2 separate regions of the Mus musculus genome follow, and region 1 is linked to region 2. A link is a loop called in an ENCODE intact Hi-C map of the cell type or tissue named here. Cell type or tissue: heart. All regions are shown on one strand. Each heading gives the region's core, and the rest is flanking DNA. Links, peaks and the distances in the headings are about the cores only.

Region 1 (5,000 bases), core at 1-5,000, 57 kb after region 2:
AGGAAACAGTGTGTTTGGCTGCAAAAACAGGCTAAGCACATAGGCCAAAAGGCTCTCCTGGGAAAAGACACTGACAGGTCTCTGCGGACAAAGGAGGAACAGAATGTTCACTCAGTGGAAGGATGCTGGCCGTGCAGAAAAACAGGAAAAAATCTGCAAGGATAATTGGAAGACATGGGTCCCGCCTAAGAAAACAGTTGCCAGGACTCACATCGGGCAAGGTCCTTGCCTAATGGCTACCTTAACTCACCAGTGAAGAGTACCACAGACAACCAGATGCAACTTGAGACACCTCAAGGCCCTGTGGGAGTCACTGCTGGTCTGTGAACTAGCAGGCAAACACCAGGTAAGAGGCTATTATTCACAAAGCCACCCCGGATGGCCTCCTGTCTTTTCTTCTACATTATTTTGTCTGTCCACATGGTAAAGAAACAAGAAGAAAAAGTCTCTTTATCCTCACACAGCCAAAGCTAACGCAGGGTGAGGCTAAGCAAGACACACTGAGATAGGGTGAGGCATGCTCTATCAAGCTACAGGCTTCTTTACAGTGGGCCACACTATAAACTGGCCTTGAGATGAATGTGAAATGCCATCTTTTGCTTTGATTCTGGGCAGAAGTCACAGCCTCCCAACAAATGCCTATTTCGTCGGCCTATTTCCCACATTCAACATGGAAGGCAGTCCCACTAAGAAAGGCCTGCAGAGCCTGGGTGCCAGCTCCGTTCTCTTCCTCATGCTATAGACCTCCCCTATCACCCTTAAGCCTGCCTGCTGGTGACTCACTGCCCCTTAACTTATCCCACTGTAAACAGACACTTACTCCCAGCAGTGACAAGAGAACTAGAGACTGAGGCTCAGTCCACACAGTGGAGGGCCCACACAACACACAAAGCAGTATGACCAACTCTAAAGGGCACCTAACTGCTCGGAAGGTCTGCTGTGGTGCATGGGGAGAAAGATGAAGCCCACCAGGATGCAGTGACCACCAGCACTGTGAGGGTCACCACACCAACAGCCAGACAGACTCTGTGCCTCAGCCCCGTTTGTAAGATTTGGAGGCCAGCCACTGTTTCTAGGTGAACTTAAGAACATAAACAACACTGCAGAGCCAACTTTTCCTTTTAAATCCACACTCTTAGGATTGCTTCTAAACTCTAAAGTGACTGACAATGTCAATTCCGAACAATCAAGTCCCCTCCCCTACTTCCAGGAGGCTGAGCTTTCCTAGTCCACCACTGGTTAGGGAATGGCAGGAAGGAAAAGGAGGCCACCAGCCACCAAAGAGGCGCCGACAGCTCATGACACACACTAACTACTTCGTGATGCTGCCTCTGGCCAGAGGGGCTGCCTCACCAAAGTGCCATCCCAAGAGTCTGCACTGAGGACAAGGCCACTCGCCTCACTCCTGACCTGAGTGGCCAACCCACTAAAGCCGTGTGTGAGTCTACACCTGAGAGCTGACTCCTCTAAGTCCAACTTTCCCCCAGTCAACCAGTGAGCCCATGTGGTCCTGTGCAGAGCACGAGCAACCCCAAGGTTCTTAGTGCACAGCTGCAGAGAGGAGACCACCTTCCGACACCCACTGAGGTGGTGGTATATGAGCATGCAGGTGAAGAGAGAGATGCTATTCTATCCTCCAACAGAGGAAACAGGTAAGTGCCTGGCCCATAAGCGTCAGCATGTTGTGGTGTCTGTCCACATGGGAAATGCCTTACCAGAGACTACAAGTGTGATCAATCCTGTGGCCAGACCTGATGCCACCCTGACCCAAGCTGTAGCTCAGCATCCACTCCAAGTACTTAGCTGCTGCAGAAGTGTCCTATGATGACACAAAGCCATTCCTCCCTGCAGACACTGCTTGTATTTGTGTGTGGAGAAAGCCCTTGAGACCAAGGATGCTGTCGGGCTGCCACCTAGACACCTGGCACACATCGCCAGCCAGCAGTTACAAGCCACACCAGGACAACCCAGTGACAGACAACACGGATAGTCTCAGGAAAAATGGCACAGAAATATTAACAGCAATGCAACATTGTAAGAACATCATCTGACAAAGGGGACAGCACAGCTCTCCAAACTCAAGCTCTAGACAAAAGAAAGCGCCTTGCTGGTGAGGATGTGGCTTTATGGCCTGACCATGGTGCCAAGAACAAGTCTCTGCCTCTCAGTGACTCCCAGAATGACACTGAAATCACACATGGCATTGTTTTAATGTCCGAGGCACCTCCTAGAACGAGTGCCCCAAAATTCCATGGGCAGGGCTCACAGCTCTTTCTCAGGGATGCTTTGTGCGAGCTACATGTTGAGAACCATGGCCCTAAATCATGGGAAGATAGAAAAATCCAGGGAGGAATCACACAAAGGGGCTGTATTACGACTAAGGTCGGTGCATACTGGATTTTCCCAAGTCTATTGGCCTCACTCCAAAAGAGCGCTGAGACAAACTGTGACAGGATCTGTCCCCAGAGAGGCTGATGTCCTCACGTTCTACTATAAGCCTAACTCCATAAATGAACAGCCTTTGTACCATCGTGTTAGAAACTTAATCTGCCTTCTCCTGTTCAGCAGAAAAGGGGTAATTATAATTACTAAGACCAAATCAGTGCAGAGGGAAGAACCCGACTCCAAGATGCACTTCCCAACACGTATCTCTGGGGCAACCGCCACTCGGGCGCTCTCTCAAGATGGTGCTTAAACAGATCTGCCGGGCCAGGCCGCTTCTGCTGACCCTGGGATGGAGAGAGACCTGCTGTCTGCACAGCTTATCTCAAGCCCTCATACTGCACAGTCCCACTGCAGGGATGGATGGCATCCAGTTTCATTTGCGGCTTGAGAAAATAAGCTGGTAGACCGGGGAAAGGCTCACTCTCACCATCAGCACCCATTTTGTCTTGAAATATTTTTCCTGCACAAGCAAAGAGGAATGTCAAAGTGCATCAAGATACCAACAGAGGCAGCATGGGAGCTAACTCCACAGACTTCTGTTCTTCTCAAGTCCCTAGATGACAGTACAGGAGGCACACCACCCAGCTTAAATTAATGTATGTGCAAAACACTGTGACTTCAGGGACATGCCTAGTGTGGGGGAAGGGAGGAGCTATTAGCAGATGTATGAGAAACGGCCTCTATATTGAAAGAGGTAAATCTTTTATGGAGATAAGTCATCACATATAAAACAGAATAAATACAGGAGATGGTCCCCAAGGTATCCAGGCCTCATTAGTAAGTCAGCTATTTAGAGCTTAGGAATCCTTTCTCTTGCTATAAAGAGAGGTTAAGTTCCTAAGCAGGGCACAAAAAGCTGATTTATCTCTTCACATCGAATGTAATCCCAAACCCAGCTACAAGAGCAAGCAGCAGTAGTCAATCAAGCCCTGGACTGCCTACAGAGACAACTGCCACCTACAGAAGGGAACCTGCCCAGTACCTTGCACACTGTTCATGCCTGGGAGACGCCTGAGATAGATTTTCCCAGGAAATATCTGCTGCTCTTTCCAAATACACGAGACTACTTTGAACCTTTCCCCAGTTTACCAGCTTATTTTCTCAAGCCACAAGTGAGACCGGATGCTATCCAGTCCCATGGTGGGACTGTGCAGTATGTGGGGTGGAGGTAAGACCTGCACACAGCAGGTCTCTCCATCCCAGGGTCAGCAGAAGGGAGGCAGGAAGGGCAGCTATGAACCCGAGGATTCCCAGGAGGCTGGGCGTGGCAATGAAAAAATTCTCTGTGGCAAACAGGCCAGCCTCTGCTTTCAGAGCCCAGCTGAGTCAACGCTGGGATCGGAGATTCAGGATCTGGGCTGGACAGAAGGCAGAAGAGATGCCCGCAGGGTCGCAGGAAGAGGGTTCAGTTCAGGAAGCGCTGGACCATGCTTGGGAATTGTTTGGTAGGTGACGGCACAGCCCACCATCAGCGTCTGAGATGTTGTGGAGCTTTGGTGTGAGAGTGTGTTAGGGTTCCTAAGGAGAGAGAGCTTTAACAACTGCAGGGCAGAAAATTAAGGGAATAATAATAATAGAATTGCAAGGGCTGAAGAGGCGACTTGGTGGTTAAGAGCAGTCACTGCTCCTGCAATCCCTAGGACCTTCTGTCAGATAGCTCACAACCCCCCAACTCCAGCTCTAGGGAATGTGATGCCTCTCCTGGCACCGCGCACAGACTGACTGACCGTGCACAGATACATACATCATTTAAAATAAATAACAATTGCAAGCATTAAACTAAGTGCAGGGTATGACCCATGTGACCACTCAGCTTGCATAACCATGAAGCCACTGGCACCAGAGACTTTCTGCCAGTCCCCCCCTGCCCCCCATCCTCTGCAAGCCCCTCGTCCTTCCAGAAAACCTTGCAGCACTAGGTAAGACTGAGCGCCTCTCCTTGAAGACACTCTCCACTCTGCCTAGGGTTTTTCCTCTGCAGAGCACTTGTTTGCCCAGCAAGTATCCACACAAACAGGTCAGACTTTGTCTTGTTCACTGCTGTATCCTCAGAGCTTAGAATAATGCCTGGTGCTAACAAGCCACTTAATGAGGGGGACTGAGGAGGGGATGGGTGGGTGGGATGGACAATCGGATGGACAGGAGGACAGATGGATGGATGGACAAAGCCCATACTTCTTCAAGGAGCAGAACCTTCCAGTAAAGACATTCAAATTTGTTTTATTAAATACACACACAGATCATGGACAGAAGCCCCCAAGCAAAGGCCTCATAGTTCATGAATAACTTTTTATACTAATTCCTGTATTTCATCCCAGAATAAAAGCATAAACATACTTATTTTGATTTAAAATCAAAACAAAGATTTAACAGAATTTGTGAACTGAGGAGAAAACCTGGGTCTTAGTTCCCAGCACTGCACACAATATTCTCTCTGTAGCTAATGGGACAGTCATCTCTAGTAATAAGGTGAGAATGACGTGGGATAATCATCTTGGTCTCTCCATGTTTCTCTAATCATGTGTCCTTTTTCTTCACATTTCAGCTATGAGAAA
Region 2 (8,061 bases), core at 1,511-6,510:
CCTTAGACATGCCCAGGGTGGTGATGGCCTCCTTAGAGCAGTGAGCAGTGGCAGCTTTGGCATAGGGAAGGAAGGTAAGGACATGCTCACCGTGAGCACTGAAGAAAGCAGATTAGTCACCATGCAAACATGCCCAAAGCCTGAGAGCCTGCGTGGTGCGCCTCATCACAGAAAGCAGCACAGACAGTTTCTACACATGCACAGGTATTAAGGACACAGGCCACATGGGCCCATGAGAGAGACAGGGCGTCAGTGCATGCACTTTGTAGGGAGAAATGAAGCTGCAGGCCAGGGACCGCTCTTTAAAGTACAAATGCTAGTGTCTTCAATGGCAGTGACAGAGAGTGGTCAGAGTTCTCATAGCCTGTAAGCAAGCCAGGCATTTACCTAATTACCCTATCTTTTGACCAGTCTGACTTCTGCTTCAGCCCCAAACTAAATGAGAAGCGACTCAGAGGGTGGGCCGAAGGCTGGTGCCTAAGCTACACCACGGAAACAAATGGCAGCTGAAGGGGGCGAAAGTCGGCTGGGAACAGGCAGAGCCTTTACTGTGGGTGCACAGGCCATAGACATGATACACTGACACACACACACACACACACACACACACACACACACACACACACACACACATCCTCTGCTCACTGTGCAGTCCGTGATGCTGTCCCTGGGGACCCGCAGAGAGCAGCATGACACTCGATTCTCCCACTCCCGAGTCTCAGCTGCCACCTGCACTTAGCCACCAGGAAACTGAACTGAAAGCCACCTGAAATACCTTGCCTCACATTGCACAGAGACCAGCTGGGAAGCAGGCCAGGCAGAGCCCAGTCCTTCCCATCCCAGATACCATACTGAAGAGCCCCTTCCTGAACTCTGTCCAAACTGGCTATTCCCAAGAGCCAGCTCCACTGTGCCCACAGTTCATCTGACCCTAGAAAATGCTATAAGGTGAGACTACCGCTTTTCTCACTTCCTATAAAGAAATGGAGCTGACAGAGGACACATCTCTCACCCAGCTAGGAAGTTCTGGAAGTAGGCTTCAATGTTCCTACTCTTTAAACCTCTACTCCAGGATACCCCAAATGCAGTCCTAGCAGGAGTGTCAATGGTGGCTCTGGGAACGCCACACCCTGGCCAGGCACACTGATCACCAGCTCTGCTCCTGTGAGTGCCACCTCAGACGTGTCAGGGCTTCTGTGCTCTAACTACCTGGGCTGCTTCCCTGCTGTTGTGGGCTACAGTGCTGGTTAGCAACAGGGTCAAAATGTGAGCTGTGGGTTCCTGTGTGTCGAGGTCAAGGGAGGGACCACGAGGCTGAAGCTGAGGCCCACGCTTCTGGAAGGACATGAGGAGAGGAGAAGGGAGAGGGAGAGGAGGCATCTGCTAATCCTGGGCAGGAAGGAATACCACATTCAAGAGGTGAACACCTCTGGGCTGCGTACAGAGACTCGGCACGTAGGTGAGGATAGAGAGTTGGAAGCTAAGGTGGTGTCCAACTTCTGAGGGCTTTGAAAGCCAGGCTACAGGCAGGCAGTAGGGTCTCACCCACATGCTCTGCGTGGGCCATTTTTCTGATCTAACTAGAAATAGTTGACGTATGAGTGTGTACCAAGGAGTGCAAGGTATGCAGGGGTATAGGTGTGTGCCAGGGAGTGCAGGAGTGTGGGTAAGAGTAAGGGTATGGGTAGGGATGCAGGGGTGTGGATATGCCAGGGAGGGCTGGGTGCAGGAATGGGAGGAGGGGTGTACGGACACAGCTCCGGGGCGTTTTCAGTGTGCATTTCAAAACCTCCTGTGAAAAGATGTACGAGTTCCCAACCCAAGGAAGTGGGGAAGTGGAACCCCAGCCCTCTGTAGGCGCATAGGAGCTCAGGCCAGTACCTCAGCCTAGACTGACAGGGACCTGAAGAAAAGTGGGTGTGGACCTGGGGTTAGGTCCAGAAAGTCAAGCCTCAGCAGTGCACTCTGCTTGAAGAGGAGGGAAGCGGTAGCTAGGACCTAGGTCATGGCAGGGCTGCCACCGACGGCTAGCCTTCAGAGGACACGCAGCCTCAGTCTCAGTCTCACTTTAACACTCAGCAAACCTCATGACCGTGCCCAAGTCCTGTAATTTGGCAAGAGACTGCTCAAGTGTGAGCTGGGCTAGTTTTCCTCTGCCTAGCTGCAATTCAGGAACCCATCCTGAATTCACTGTCGAGGGGGTGAATAAGGAGCAGTCTGGGGTCTATAGAAGTACAAGCACAACTCAATAGCTGATGCTAGTGCTGACCCACCCCCGCTAACCCAGGACTGACAGAAGACAGATGTGCAGGCCACGTTAATAAGGCACAGTCTGGGAAAGAGCAGGAGTCCTCCACCGTAACTGCTGGGGTCATCTGAGCACAGTAAACATCTGAAATAGTTGGAGGCTGGGCCCACACCGGCCATGAGCTGTGTTCTTACTCTCCCTCTCTCCTTCCCTGCTCAACCGTCTGGACCTGGTGGGAGCACGCAGCTCACCCCATAGTCACTGTTTTCACACCTGGAAAGAGGCAAACATTTCCACCAGGTCCCCCCAGATCCCGATGCTGATTTTTAACACTGACAAACCTAGCTGCTGTCTGGGCAATATTTACTCCGAGACTCATCTGGCACAGAGACATCAAAGCCATCCCATCTGTGCTGGGGAAATAATCCCAACAGTCAACTCCAAGTTCAGTCTCCCAAGTGTGTAGGATGGTGAACCAGGACAGGAAGTCTACATATAACCAGGGAAGTCACTGGAAAAATTAGACCCTAGATAAAAATCTAATCTTAATTCAAAAGCCCAGTAAAGGGCAGTGGGCATGATATATGTCAACATAATGCTTTGTAAACGTGGTTAATGTCTTCAGAATACTGATAAGTTAATTTAAAAATCCAGAAATACTACAAACATCAGTGGCATACGAAACCATGAAGGGTGTGTGCAAACAGAAACTATCTGAGGTGTGGTGCCAGCCCTGCCGGCAAAGCTTTACTGGGACTCAGCACCCGTATCAGCTCCTCATATCAGCCCTCACTCACATCAGCCCTCACTCACATTAGTCCTCATTCACACCAGCCCTCACTCACACCAGCCCTCACTCACATCACCTCCTCACTCATACTAGACCTCACTCACATCAGCTCTGAATGGCCCTTTTCACTCATAGGCCTCTTTCAAAACCAGTCTCAGAAAAAGAAACTAACCCGGGCTCCCACACCTCCCAGGGATCCCTAGGGCTCCAGCTGGCCTGAGCCACCTCTCTCCATCGGCCTGTTGTCTCTGTCTGCACAACTCCAACTCCTCCCCAATACTAGTGGGCACAGGAGCACCAACCGTACCAAGCATCACCACAATTTCTGGACTGGAATAGCAAGGAAAGTAACATTATGAAGTTTATGACTCTGAGAGTCCTGTTCAGCCCACTGATCAAACCTTCTACCTAGTCACTTCACCCTTCCAGGAACCGCAGATCCTAAGTCCCAGTCAGTTACCTCCCCAGCAAGTAACAACAGCAGCCTCCACAGAACCCTTCACGCTGCGTGGCCTTAGAGATCTCAGTTCTGAATCTTCAGAAGCTGCTGAGCTGAGGGGCACCGAATGTCCCAAGTGACCCTGGGGCTCTGTGGGGATGTGTCAAGGTTCCCACTAAAGGCTAAGAGTGTGCCATTCAGTCCTTCCTTATCAGTAATATCAACAAGATCAGGGATTGGCATTAAGAGCAACACCTGCGGGGCTGGTGAGATGGCTCAGTGGGTAAGAGCACCCGACTGCTCTTCTGAAGGTCCAGAGTTCAAATCCCAGCAACCACATGGTGGCTCACAACCACCCGTAACAAGATCTGACTCCCTCTTCTGGTGTGTCTGAAGACAGCTACAGTGTACTTACATGTAATAATAAATAAATCTTTAAAAAAAAAAAAAAAAAGAGCAACACCTGCACAAAACAATCTCGAATCTTCATTTCTCATTTTTCAGTTATCTTTGAGATTTTCAGCACTCTGGAGTTCCCCCCAGCCTCCCAAGAGAGAACCTCTGCACCCTGGTTACTCTGACAGAGCAGAGGCTGAACAGGAGAGGGAAGCATGCCCGACCCACGGGATCCTGCTCACTGATGTGACGGAATCTAACAACGCTGGGCCCTCTTCCTTCCAGAAAACCAGGCTTCAGGAGTCAGCCGTCAATGCCCGGACAAAGAAGGAACTGAGACACAGAGTTCTGGAGAGCGTGCGAAAATATTTTACAAACTTTCAATTTTTGCTTGTTTGTCTTGCATGTGAAGTATTAAGTCTCGACTCTCACACACAGAAACCTCAACAGAAGAAAAGATGGCGCTCTGATTGGGCAGACAGGGCAGAAGGCAACCCATCTGCAGCACACTCTGACCCAAGGCTCCAGACAGACGCTCCCCTTGTGGCCAGTGCAGGCAACCAATCCCAAGTCTCTTCCTGGCTGCACATGGGCAGTCATTAGCTCAGAGAGTCGGGCAATTACTTTCTAGTGTGATGTAAGCTGCTGCAGCCTAAGCCAGCCTCCCTCCCTGCCCAGCTCACTCCAGCCTGCGATGACTTCACCCTTTGCCCTGATTAGGATGCACTCCGCGTGCTGCTTAATACAATCTGCCATCAAATGCCAAGAGCTTCAGAACTAAATTGGGAAATATGTCCAGCTCCACAGAGCGATGCTGAGAGCACTAAGTGGGGCTCCGGATCCCTTTATGAGACACGAGCTCATCGACAGCATGGTGTTCGCCCGCGGCAGCTCTGCCTCTAGCCATCCACCCTGAGAGCACATTCAGGCAGCAAAGAGATTAATAAAGGTAGTGTGCTGTTATAAATCGTTACGGAAACAAAAGCACTGCTGATGAATTCCAAACTACGTGACAAAACCAAGTTTTAGGAGGCTGCTGGACTATCAGGGCCATGTTGAGGGCTGTGTGGATGCATGGCAGTGTGAAACGACGTGGTTAAGACACTTCTGCCTCTTCTACTGTCAGCTGCCATTCAGTGACATTTATACTCAAGTCTGAGAACTAAGAACGGACATCAGAGACTCAGAATTCTTTTCTGCTCTAAGTTAAAGACCTCCGAGCAGCCCTTCTTGCTGGGACACTGGGAATGATTCCTGCACCATCATCCCTGCCCGATGCAATGAGCATGGCCCTTAGAGACAACATATAAGCCTCAGCTGCTCAGCCCCGCTCACCAAACCCAGAAGTCATGGTCCATTCCTCATTGCCTAAGAGAGGTCAGACAAGTGTTCCCCAGAACCATGGGCCCCAGGAGTATCCAGCAAGCAGCGGAGAGGTGCGCAGCAGTGCACTCACCACTCTGCACCATGACACTGGCCTAAGTGCTGCTGGCACTGCCACTCCATGTGGGGAAGCCTTCCAAGCAGAGAGATACAAAGTATAAACTGAACAACAAAGTCAGGCAAAGCCCCACCCTCCTTCCCAGCCGCAAAGCCTAGAGAAGAGGCACCCAGGAAGTCTGTGGGGTGGGCGCTGTTACCCCTCAAGAATATCCTCAGGGCAGCAGGTTTGACCCAGTGAGTCCTCAGAGAGAAGCTTACCCTGTAAGCACTGGTGCAAGCCACACTCTTGCAGAGTGGGTGGAATGGTGAGGCCACACATACGGCCTGATCGATGCCAGAAAGCTCTAAAACCCAACCAAACAGGAGCAGGGGGCTCTGTGATGTGTTACAAAGTCACCCCAACAGGCAGAGACAAGGAGCAGTGATGCAGAGTGCTCTAGCACTTACCCATGATCATCTTCCTGAGGCGGGTCACTCATGAGAGCCCTAACTGGCCTGGACTCCTTATGTAGATCAGGCTAACCTTCAAGACAAATATCTGCTTGCCTCTGCTCCAGGGTGCTGGGATGAAAGGTGAGAGCTACCACACCCAGCTCCACCCACACTTTACAGAAAGAGGGCCCATTTCACAAGGATGCACAAGAAATGGACAACACCAACTTGGCTCCAAAACCAAATGACAGGCAGTAGCTGACAGGCTTGGGGAGGAAGCTCCTGCCCTACACTTCCCATATCTGAAATTCTCAATCAGGAGTCCGAACAAAAGTACTCCAGGGGCTGGAGCAGTGGCTCTGGTTCAAAGTACTGGCTGTTCTGCGAAGGACCTGGATTTAGTTCCCAGAGCCCACTTGGTGGTTCACAGCCATCTGGAACTCCCATTCCAGGAGTTCAGTGCCCTCTTCTGGCCTCTGCAGGTACTGCATGCTTAGTGCCCAAACATACATGCAGACAAAATACCCTCACATATATATATATTAAAGTGTTTAAAAATCTGTTTTAAAGTAAAGGCAAAAATACAAACTAGAAACTTTTCTTTGACTTTGTATAGCCAAAGAAGATGCTGGTAAGTGCTGTGTGGCACCTGCTTTGCCCTGCACATCGAGCCCAGGAACAATGGCTGCATGAGGGTCCAGGTGTACAGAGCACTGACTCCCCCAGGCCTGCCAGCCTGCACCACCGAGGGCAGCCCTGCTTCCAGCTCAGACAGACAAGCTCTGTAGAGGGCTTATTAACACCGAAATCTGTGTGTAATGCTGTCTAACACTCCACTGCCAGCCACACACTGATGTCGTGGCTACCTGCGATGCCCACAGGACCTGCCAACTTAGTGGATGAAGGGTGGACGCCGAAACACTATTACTCAATGTTCACACAGCTGTGGGCCTAAACCACCAGTGTGGTCAGCATATGGTACAGAGACATCGTCCAGTGACCAGAAATAGCACCCTTGGATACTCCTACAGGCTACAGAGTTAAGCCCCTGATTAAAATCCATCATAGTGTTTGGATGTCAGTGGGCTTTTATCATGGCTGATCAATAGTGGACTGTAGTTAAGCCCCAGTCCTGTATCAGGTACAAATGAAGTCAGATCAAAACTCTCTGTTCTCACAAAGCCTTCATCTGAGTCCTAGCTATAAAGAGCAGACACATGTCAGTCGGCTGCTGGCCCGTGTCGGTTAAGCCATGCACTAGAGGCTCAGTGACTATGTGCTTGTGGACTCTGAATTGGCCGTATGCATTCAGATGGCACTGAAAGCGCCTGTGCTGCTCATTAGGCTGCTGTGAGCCGCCTACCAGCAGGTTTGCCTAGAGCTATACACACGGGGAACTTACGTCTGTGCCTCTGGACTATGAGCTCTAAGCACAAGCTGGAACTCTACAGCAGGGAGCTGGGGACATGAGAGGTGAAACACTGCCCAAGGTACACTGCTAGGCACAGAACAGGTCACATACCATGACCCTCTGTCTACAAAGATCCATCCTCAGCCTCTGTCTGTCTGTCTGTCTGTCTGTCTATCTGGCGTCTACATGGACACCTGTGTGCAGCGGAGGAGGAACTCCGTCTCGTGCTCCATTTCATTGCTTGGACATTTCTGTCTTGCTCATACACTGCCCTGAACCAGCTGAAAACAAGAGCATTCAGAGTGTTAACACACTACTTGTGTGGTGGTGCACATGGCTCCTCCCAGCACATCATGAGTTCTAGGACAGCCTGGGATATGCGAGACCCTGTTTCAAACAACCATAACCAAACCAAACAAAACACAAAGTGCTTCATTTTTTGGCTGCCTTAAAAACCAAATCTATACTCTTCCTTGTTAATGTATACATGCCACTGTTTCCATACCTTGTTTCCTTCATACACCCATCCTAGACTCTTCACTCCAAAGGCAACCTGGCTGGCTGAGACATCCAGACATGTGGCAGGCTGGCCATAGACATAATGAAGGGTTCTGGCTGAGTCGTCGGCCTTCAGCAGGTACACCAGATCCCCGGCTGTGGCTATTGCCACAGGGTACCTCCCAGTATTCGGAACTATTTCAAGGTAGTCAACCTGTGGAGAGAGGAGTTGTTTAGTGCCCCCCAGTCATCTCGACTTGGTCTGTACAGTCAAGAAACAGTTGAGCACAGGGACCATTTACAGGGATGGGCATGGCTCCTGTCCAATGAAAAGATGCCTCTAACAGTGAAAACCAAGTGCACTCTGAGAAGGGAAGCCACGTCCCCCCGACTCAGCACAAGCA

What was found. Hi-C counts contacts between places; a loop is a spot of excess contacts. Peaks named below come from ENCODE experiments on the same cell type or tissue, not always from the same donor. Only the 100,000 strongest peaks of a DNase experiment are listed, where the experiment ranks them.
Region 1: a loop joins it to region 2, with 1.8 times the contacts of the local background. A loop is called at or near these places in 5 of 42 quality-filtered maps.

What each region holds. Positions count from the first base shown.
Region 1 is chr5:118,143,763-118,148,762 of GRCm38, forward strand. All of the region lies in intron 1 of Fbxw8 (F-box and WD-40 domain protein 8), which reads right to left. Among named protein-coding and RNA genes, the nearest start is that of Gm26411, 2.6 kb to the right of the region's middle. In heart, for the core only: no CTCF peak of the experiment used is centred there; DNase peaks (open chromatin) are centred at 69, 1,279, 2,429 and 2,739; H3K27ac peaks cover 281 bases.
Region 2 is chr5:118,084,832-118,092,892 of GRCm38, forward strand. It overlaps Fbxw8 (F-box and WD-40 domain protein 8), which reads right to left. Exons shown (of 11, transcript NM_172721.2): 7 at 7,665-7,871. Among named protein-coding and RNA genes, the nearest start is that of Gm30466, 18 kb to the left of the region's middle. In heart, for the core only: CTCF peaks have their summits at 1,942, 4,429 and 6,216 (motif pointing left); a DNase peak (open chromatin) is centred at 4,480; H3K27ac peaks cover 1,623 bases.